Linked DNA regions of Homo sapiens: region 2 is linked to region 1. Evidence: read pairs that join two places in POLR2A ChIA-PET (ENCODE). Cell type or tissue: B cell. All regions are shown on one strand. Region 1 overlaps TAF1 (TATA-box binding protein associated factor 1). Region 2 overlaps OGT (O-linked N-acetylglucosamine (GlcNAc) transferase).

Region 1 (5,000 bases):
ACAAATTTGTTAGAGGTGCTGTTACATGTTCACTTTGCTCAAAAGCTGAGAAGACAAAGAGGAAGAAATCTGTTTGTCTTTTTTTTTTTTCCCTTGTGAGACAGGATTTCATTCCTGTTGCCCAGTAGCCTCCTGAGTAGCTGGGACTACAGGTGCTTTCCATCACACCCTGTTAATTTTTGTACTTTTTTGGTAGAGATGGGGTTTTGCCATGTTGCCCAGGCTGGTCTCAAACTCTTGAGCTCAACCGATCTTGCCCACCTCGGCCTCCCAAAGTGCTAGGATTACAGGCATGAGCCATTGCGCCTGGCCTGTTGCTGTGTCTTAAAAAGAGGAAACAGTATAGCTTCTGCATGTAAAGGATAAGGTTTTCTGGTTTCCATTTGCATCCTTGAGCACAGATTCACAGATATAAATGTAGGGATTCGGAGTACAGATAGAGTGTAAATCATGGCTCTGGCACTTACTAATTGAGTTACCATAGACAAGTTATTTAACTTCTCATACCCTCCTCAGTTTTCTCATCTGTAAACATGGGATAGTAGTACTACGTGAATTTTAAAACCTTTCACAAGCAGGCCCAACCCATTTATCTACTTTCCATCTCCAATAACTGGCTCCCATACCCACTATCGACCCCTGCCACACTCAGCATTATATTTCACAAAATATCCCTTATCATTTCTTCATGACTTTGCAGTCTTTGCTCTCTCAGTCTTTGCTCTCTTTCTGGGATGCCTTTCTTCCCTATATTTCCAGACCAACTCATATTACCTCTTTTTATTTTTTTTTTTGAGATGGAATCTTGCTCTGTCGCCCAGGCTGGAGTGCAGTGGCGCCATCTTGTCTCACTGCAACCTCCTCCTCCCAGGTTCCAGTGATTTTCCTGCCTCAGCCTCCCGAGTAGCTGGGATCACAGGCGCCCACCACCACACCTGGCTAATTTTTGTATTTTCAGTAGAGACGGGATTTCTCCATGTTGGCCAGGCTGGTCTTGAACTCCTGACCTTGTGATCCACCCACCTTGGCCTCCCAAAATGCTAGGATTACAGGCATGAACCACCGCGCCCGGCCGCATTCTTTTCTTTATTTCACCATAAGAAATCTTTAAAATGGATACTGTTATAACCCTCATTTTCCAGATGAACATACAGGCCCGTAGTGTTTAAATAGCTTAAAAAAATTTATTTTTTTTATGATGAGGTGATGGGTTGATGTGTGCAGCAAACCACCATGGCACACGTTTACCTATGTAACAAATCTGCACATCCTGCACATGTACTAAAAAAAAAAATAAAAGAGGAAGATGACTTTACCTTTAGGGGCATTTCTTTTTTCTTTTTTTTTTTTTTTTTTTTTGAGACGGAGTCTTGCTCTTTGACCCAGGCTGGAGTGCAGTGGCGCTGTCTTGGCTCACTGCAAGCTCCGCCTCTCAGGTTCATGCTATTCTGCTGCTTCAGCCTCCCGAGTAGCTGGGACTACAGGCGCCAGCCACCACGCCTGGCTAATTTTTTGTATTTTTAGTAGAGACAGGGTTTCACCGTGTTAGCCAGGATGGTCTAGATCTCCTGACCTCGTGATCCACTCGCCTCGGCCTCCCAAAGTGCTGGGATTACAGGCATGAGACACTGCACCCGGCCTTTTAGGGGCATTTCTAATCTACATTTGTGATTTTCTTTTTTTGGAGATGGAGTCTTGCTGTGTCGCCCAGGCTGGAATGCAGTGCTGCGATCTTGGTTCACTGCAATCTCTGTCTCCTGTGTTCAAGCGATTCTCCTGCCTCACCCTCCTGAGTAACTGGGATTATAGGCATGCACCACCACACCGGGCTAATTTTTTTATTTTTAGTAGAGATGAGGTTTTGCCATGTTGGCCAGGCTGGTCTCGGACTCCTGACTTCAGGTGATCTGCCCTCCTCAGCCTCCCAAAGTGCTGGGATTACAGGCGTGAGCCACTACACCCGGCTGATTTTCTCTTTTGAAGCAGTCTCACTCTGTCACCCAGGCTGGAGGAGTGTGGTGGTACAATCTTGGCTCACTGCAACTTCCTCCTTTTCTGGGATTCAAGCGATTCTCCTGCCTCAGCCTCCTAAGTAGCTGGAACTACAGCTGCGCCCCACCACGCCTGGCTAATTTTTGTATTTTTAGTAGAGACAGGGTTTCACCATGTTGGCCAGGCTGGTCTTGAACTCCTGGCCTCAAGCGATTCACTGACCTTGGCTTTTCAAAGTGGCGGGATTACAGGCATGAGCCACCACTAGGCTTAGGCATGAGAATCACTTGAATCTGGGAGGTGGAGGTTGAAGTGAACCAAGATCGCACCATGGCACTCCAGCCTGTGCGAGAGAGCGAGACTCTGTCTCAAAAAAAAGAAAAAAAAAGATAAAGTAGAGATGTTAATCCAGTTATATCTAACGTCAGAGCCTGTACTCTTAACCACCATGCTCCATATACTGTTCTCCACTTTTTCACTTACTGTTTATGCCTCACAACCCTGCACTTGTCTTCTGCTGAAGTACCAGCTACATCCTAATTGCTGGATCCACTGGCCACCTTTCAGAAGTAACCTTTTATTTAAACACCTTTATTGAAATATAATTCACGTACCATGCAGTTTAACCATTTAAAGTGGTCAGGTTTTTTGTTTGTTTGTTTGTTTGAGATGGTGTTTCGCTTTTGTTGCCCAGGCTGGAATGCGATAGCGTGATCTCAGCTCACCGCAACCTCCACCTCCTGGGTTCAAGCGATTCTCCTGCCTCACCCTCCCAAGTACCTGGGATTATAGGCATGCGCCACCACTCCCGGCTAATTTTGTATTTTTAGTAGAGACGGGGTTTCTCCATGTTGTTGGGCTGGTCTTGAACTCCCAACCTCAGGTGATCTGCCCGCCTCGGCCTCCCAAAGTGCTGGGATTAAATCAGGCATGAGCCACCACGCCCGGCTGGCTAAAGTGGTCAGTTTTAACATGTCATCCATATTGTAACATGTATCAGTACTTCATTCCTGGTTTTTTTTTTTTTTTTTTTTGAGACAGGGTCTCACTGTGTTTTCCAGGCTAGAGTACAGTGGTACAGTCATAGCTCACTGCAGCCTCACCCTCTCGGGCTCAAGGAATCCTCCCGTCTTAGCATCTCAAGTAGCTGGAACCACAGGCGCATGCCACCATGCCTGGCTAATTTTTATTTTTTATTTTGTAGAGACAAGAGTCTCACTATGTTGCCCAGGCTGGCCTCAAACTCCTGGGCTCAAGCGATCTTCCTGACTTGGCCTCCCAAAGTGCTGGGATTACAGGCATGAGCCATTGTGCCCAACCTCATTTTTTTTTAATCATGTAATACTCCATTGTATGGATGCCCCACATTTTGTCTGTCAATTGATGGACCTTTAGATTGTTTATAATTTTGGCTAATGCAAATAATGCATCTGTGAACATTTTGTGAACATTTTTGTACAGACTTGTGTGTGGACATTTGGGGTTTTTTTTGTTTTGGAGACAGAGTCTTGCTCTGTTGCCCAGGCCGGAGTGCAGTGGCACGATCTCCGCTCACTGCAACCTCCACCTCCTGGGTTCAGGCGATTCTCCTGCCTCAGCCTGCCAAGTAGCTAGGGCTATAGGCGCGTGCCACCCACGCCTGGCTAATTTTTTGTATTTTAAGTAGAGACGGTTTCACTGTGTTAGCCAGGTTGGTCTTGATCTCCTGGCCTTGTGATCCACCCGCTTGGGCTTCCCAAAGTTCCGCGATTACAGGCATGAACCACGCATTTGCTTTTTTTAATTTTAATTTTTTTTATTTGTCAGGCAAGTAAGACAGTTAAGGGACACTTGTTTTTATTTCTCTTGGGTATATAAAGATCGAGCATCCCAAATCCAAAAACTTGACATGCTCAAATCTTAAACTTTTTGAATGCCTGCTTGATGCTCTAAGGAAATCCTCATTGGAGCATTTGGATTTCTAATTTTCGGATTAGGGATGTTCACATATTTGCAGATATTCCAAAATATTTCAGATTCTTAAAAAACCTGAAATCTGAAACACTTGCGGTCCCAAGCATTTCAGATAAGGGATACTCAGTCTGTACCTAGGAGCCGAATTGCTGAGTCCACATGGTAACTCTTATGTTTAATTAACTTTTTGAGGAACTGCCAAACTGTTTGCCAGAGCAGCTGCACCATTTTGTAATCCCACCAGCAGTGTATAAGGGTTCCAGTTTCTTCATATCCTTATCAACACTTGTTATTGTCTATCTTTTTCCTTCTAACCATCCTAGTGGGTGTAAAGTGGTATTTCATTGTAATTTTGATTTGCATTTCCCTATTGACTAATTATGCTGAAAATTTTTGCATATGGTTAGAAATACCATTCTTGAACTTTTGTGCATTTGCCACTATTGACCACTTTTTCCTCCTTGATACTGTCTTCTCCCTTTTCCAGAAATACTTTCTCGAATCATTTCCTTGCCTTTTCATTCTCATTACTTCAGCCATAATATATCTGTTAACATCACTATCTCCAGCCCCATACCTCTCTTCAGGGCTCCATACCTGTGCTTCTAGTTGTCTGCCAGACATGTCCATTTTTCATTGCCCAACTGGCAACTTATTGTCTGATTGTCTATCTAGTTGTACATCCTAGAAATCATAGTCATAATTTATTCCATCTTCACTTCCCCATACTCATAGATAACCAAGTCCCATAAATTGGAAATTCTAAGTTGCCAATGGAAAAACAAATAACAAAGATACTGGTCTGGGGTTAGGAGAGTGTTCGCAGTCATCATACTCCTCTTGGCCAGCAGTGTCCCACGTGTTCAGGCTAACGATTTGCCCATCCACGGATGTCTGGACGCTATAATTGTCAAAGACAGTGGGGGGATATACTCCTCAGGAAAGACATTTGTTGTATAACTGATGAGGAGGCAGGTTTTACCTATAGCCTCATCTCCTACAACCACACATTTGATTGTCTGCATTCTTCCCTTGTAGTCCTATGTACAAGAGAG
Region 2 (5,000 bases), 130 kb after region 1:
TTTCTATCTGGGTCTGCTGCTTTCTAGACTCTGTTCAGGTAATAAATTATTATCAATGTATATCTGAGCATCCAGTCTCCCTTTCATGAGACCTGTCAGTTTGAGGGACTGAAATGCTCAGAAATGATGGTTATGTATGCTGTGGCAGGAGATGCATACCTGGAGTTTCATTAAGTTGTTATGGTGTGTTGCTTTTAGTTAATCAGTTGAATTAATCAAAAGGGAAGAATTTGTGTTCCTGTCCTTTTAATAATTGTTATTCTGGCATATTTAGACACTTAAAGATGTGCATCATTAAATCTTAAATGGAAAATGAGACTCGTGCACATAGCTTTCCATTTTTTATCTTAATGATCATGATTTCCAATGTGGTGGGTTTTTTTTTTTTTTTTTTTTTTTGAGACGGAGTTTCGCTCTTGTTGCCTAGGCTGGAGTGCAGCGGCGCCATCTCGGCTCACTGCAACTCTGCCTCCTGGGTTCAAGCGATTCTTCTGCCTCAGCCTCCTGAGTAGCTGGGATTACAGGCATGTGCCACCACGCCCAGCTAATTTTTGTATTTTTAGTAGAAACGGGGTTTCTCCATGTTGGTCAGGCTGGTCTCAAACTCCCGACCTCAGGTGATCTGCTCGCATTGGCTTCCCAAAGTGCTGGGATTACAGACATCAGCCACCGCGCCCGGCCAATGTGGTAGTTTTGTAACAAGACTCTAGTTAGAATTTTTTTCTTTTTTTTGAGGTGGAGTTTTGCTCTTGTCACCCAGGCTGGAGTGCAGTGGCGCAATCTCAGCTCACTGCAACCTCCGCCTCCCGGGTTCAAGCGATTCTCCTGCCTCAGCCTCCTGAGTAGTTGAGATTACAGGCGCCTGCCATCATGCGTGGCTAAATTTTTGTATTTTTAGTGGAGACGGGGTTTCACCATATTGGCCAGGCTGGTCTCGAACACCTGACCTCAGGTGATCCTCCCGCCTCAGCCTCCCAAAGTGCTGGGATTACAGGCGTGAGCCACTGCGCCCAGCCAATAATTTTATTTAATAAGAAAAAGCTTTTCATTTTGAAATCTAGAATACCTCCACTTTTGAAAATCTTTGATTTCCCAAATTTTTCTTGCTATGCACTAGTTAAAAGATAAGGTATTATATAATGAGCAATAGCACAGATCTCAAACTGTTTGAGTTGCATATGGGCCATACCTTCTTTTCTGTAACGTGCATACCCATGCATTAACACTTGTCGCCTTTTCCAGATCTGCTCACTTTAGCACTCTGGCAATTAAACAGAACCCCCTTCTGGCAGAAGCTTATTCGAATTTGGGGAATGTGTACAAGGAAAGAGGGCAGTTGCAGGAGGCAATTGAGCATTATCGACATGCATTGCGTCTCAAACCTGATTTCATCGATGGTTATATTAACCTGGCAGCCGCCTTGGTAGCAGCGGGTGACATGGAAGGGGCAGTACAAGCTTACGTCTCTGCTCTTCAGTACAATCCTGTGAGTAAAATTTTAATGGTTACTTTCCCTTCCTAGAAACCCAGAAAGAAACATAGTGTGATATTTCAGACACTAAAGTAGGTTTTCACATGGAATAAAGTCAAAAGTTTAGAAATGCGTATGTACTTAAAATGGTGAAATTGCTTTTAGCTGGTCTGCGTTATGCTAAAATATTTGTTTTATTTAGCAAGTTATATTAAAAAGCATAAAAATTCTTATTGCAAGAAACTACATCAATTTTAAAATAACACGTATAAAGTACAGAGCACATGACTTTTTTCTGTTGTGATTAACTTTGGATAAATTCTGATAAGTGTTTGCAAGTTAATTGATTTTCAAGGAATGGTGGATAATGGGTCTTAATCTGTAAAATCTGTAATATAAAATAGTTTGAAACAAGATGCCACTATATGGAATGATGTGAAAATTAGGCTACAAAATTTCTTCCTCAATATCCTATTCTCTTCTCTTTCAATGTAATTAGAAGTCATAGAATTTAGATGATACTACTTATACTGGGCTTTTGATTAGTTTAAAAATTTTTTTTGTCTAAGTTGCAGATGTGTTCTGGGAACAAGTAAGGCTCAGCTGGCAGACCTTAAATTCATACTGTGTTTAGGATCTCCGAAAGATACAAAAACATAAGACTTTCCCTCAGAACTTATGATGTAGTTAGAGAAAGTAGATGTAAACTTAAGAGGTAAATGATAGTGGGGTTATAGAAATCTAGAAAAAGTTCCCAAGTTACATTGTCAACATTCAGTTTTGTAACCAACCTGGAAATGGCTAATAGTTTATTTTAGCTACCGTTTACTGAAAGTCTGTGTGGTCAGACACTCTACTGACAGCTTTAAATGATTGGTCTTAGTTAATCCTCACAATAATTCTTCAAAATAGATGATATTATTTCTGATTTTTATCAATTAAAAAAAAACCATGGACTCAGGGTTATGTGGCTTTCATGGGGACAAAGCTAGTAATGAAGTATTAATAGATATTAAAACCTGAGTCTGAATATCCTCAAAGCAAATGTTGAAGTGAAAAGAAATAAAAGTGGGATGATGTGCCCAGAGGGCACTCACCCATCAAAGCAGCCCTTGAGCACAGTTAAAAAACCATTGATCATATTTTGCTGTCCCTTATTTTTTGGTTAGGAAACTGAAACTAAATTTAGTAGTTTGTTCAAAGATCCGAAGTCACTTCTCATGATGATATCTATTAACAATTTTTGTAGTTAATTTTGAGAGTTTAAACGTGTCCTTTTTAGAAAATCCATTGCTTTAAAAAACATTTTTTTTTAAGAGATGGAGTCTTGCTATGTTGCCCAGGCTGTACTCATACTCCTGGGCTCAAGCAGTCCTCCTGCCTCAGCCTCCAGAGTAGCTGGGACTATAGGTGTGTGCCACCACACCCAGCTTCTAAATTTATTGGTTTTTGAATGGATACAGTGAATACCTCCAGTTAGCACTCTTGGAGGTAGCAAATGAAACTAATTTCTTGTCTATCTTTTCTGAGACACTCAGTGTATATATATGTACATTTGAGTGACTTTTTGTAAGTTTTATTGCAATACTAATCTAGCTAGTTACCCACATAAAGTTTTAGGGAGCCTGGTATGTACTGCCACTGGGCCTTGGACCCCATTTTTCCCAGGGCTCAGGGCTCACCTCTGTACCCAGTTGTCACAGTAAGTTCTTTACCTTTATTAATCAGGTTGATTCTACTCTTATTGATAGTGTACCCTCTTACACAGCTGTGGTTCTTGCCATCTTTAACTCTAATGCCCTTGGCTCAGGTTTCCAGTTGCCTATGTGTGTAGCAGAGCAGTCATTGCTACTGATAGTGTACCCAAGCAGTAGGACTATGCTGAGAAGGAAAACTAAAGTGAGAGATGGAACCTTGCTATTTAATATCTAACCTGCTGTTAGCAGGAAGCTTATTGTTGTACCCTACCAAGGAAGTGAGATAGTACTAAAATAAATCATGGGATTACCTCTTGAATGCATTGAATGGCCATGTGTTGTCATCTGGTTCTATGTTTCTTCTAGTGGAAGGTGCTGCTTTACTTATTTATTACTGTTTTTACCAATAAGAATGAAAATGGGATTGTGCAAGTTCCCTTGATTTCAACTAAACATGCCATAGTGATCATATTTTAATTTATTTCAGGATATCTAAAGTCTTAACTAGATTTAAACTTACTGTCAAATGCCCGTTGTCAGTTCAGTACTGGTAGAACCTTGCGTCTGTTCCTTATGTTCTTGTTGACAGTGCTTAAATGCATCATTAGTACATTGTGTACCTGAATCATAGATGTAGTTGGCATTCTATGAAAAATGGTTAAAGAAACTCAGGTTATTTTGGTTTTGCAGCAGTGAAAGAGTAGAATGTTAAGGTGGTATCTTTGGTAACCTTGGTAACTGTTTTCAACAGTGTTTATCTTTTTAAGTTAATAGATATGTCAATTTAGAAGTTGTTCTCTGTGACTTGATTATAGAAATTATCTTTGAGACAGCTATCTCATTTTTTTCATTCTGAATTATCTTCTATAATTATAATGTTGGGTGTTTTCATAATTTTGGTAAGATTTTAGTCTGTCATTTTTTTTTTTTTTTTGGAGACGGAGTTTTGCCCTTGTCACCCAGGCTGGAGTGCAGTGGCGCGATCTCGGCTCACTGCAACCTCTGCCTCCTGGGTTCAAACGATTCTTCTGCCTCAGCCTCCGAAGTAGCTGGGATCACAGGTGCCCACCACCATGCCTGGCTAATTTTTTGTATTTTTACAAAAACAGGCTTTCACCATGTTGGCCAGGCTTGTCTTGAACTCCTGGCCTCAACAGATCCGCCTGCTTCAGCCTCCCAAAGTGCTGGGATTACAGGCGTGAACCACTGTGCCTGGCAGTCTGTTGTATTTGAAGGTGTTATTGCAGATAGCACCTTGCAGTGACAGCACATGTTCTTTGACATGGTGACTCACTAGAGTTGCCTATACCTGGCAATTCCTTTTGCAAATTATGTATAAAATTGTCCTTTCTGTAACGGCTATAACCCTGAGTTGTTTTAAACAGGTCTGTTTCTGAATCTATAGGTTGTTGAATTGTTGCTTGTGCTTTGATTGTGGATGCACAGAATGGAGAGCTGCTGGCATCCTGGCCATCATGTGTGTTCCTGTCATGTTATTTGTTACTTGTTACTGCTGAGCCTCTCTTATACAGCTGCACTGTAGAAAACCATATATTTCGATTCTTCTCTGTTCTGCTTTCTGTTGTATATTTCGATTCTTCTCTGTTCTGCTTTTTGTTAAGGTTGCTGTGCAAATGTCACATTTAAATATGTGAGTGCTTATTGTGCATACAATGCTTTGTTAGGAAATGGGGAGATGTGTTGTGGGGGAAGTTGCGGGTTATAATATAAGACAGGACCTGACCCGTAAAGGAAAAAATGGTGTAAGTTCCTTGGATGATAATTGTTGGAGAGTATTAATCAGAAGATTTCCTCGAGTGGGTGCTTATGAC

What was found. ChIA-PET counts read pairs that join two places held together with the same protein. Peaks named below come from ENCODE experiments on the same cell type or tissue, not always from the same donor. Only the 100,000 strongest peaks of a DNase experiment are listed, where the experiment ranks them.
Region 2: POLR2A ChIA-PET joins it to region 1 with 7 read pairs; 4 of 35 experiments call an interaction of 5 or more read pairs at or near these places.

Annotation. Positions count from the first base shown.
Region 1 is chrX:71,409,117-71,414,116 of GRCh38, forward strand. All of the region lies in intron 28 of TAF1 (TATA-box binding protein associated factor 1), which reads left to right. Among named protein-coding and RNA genes, the nearest start is that of TAF1, 45 kb to the left of the region's middle. In B cell, no CTCF peak of the experiment used is centred here; no DNase peak of the experiment used is centred here.
Region 2 is chrX:71,536,587-71,541,586 of GRCh38, forward strand. OGT (O-linked N-acetylglucosamine (GlcNAc) transferase) reads left to right here. Exons shown (of 22, transcript NM_181672.3): 3 at 1,243-1,486. Among named protein-coding and RNA genes, the nearest start is that of OGT, 6.0 kb to the left of the region's middle. In B cell, no CTCF peak of the experiment used is centred here; a DNase peak (open chromatin) is centred at 4,825; H3K27ac peaks cover 3,226 bases.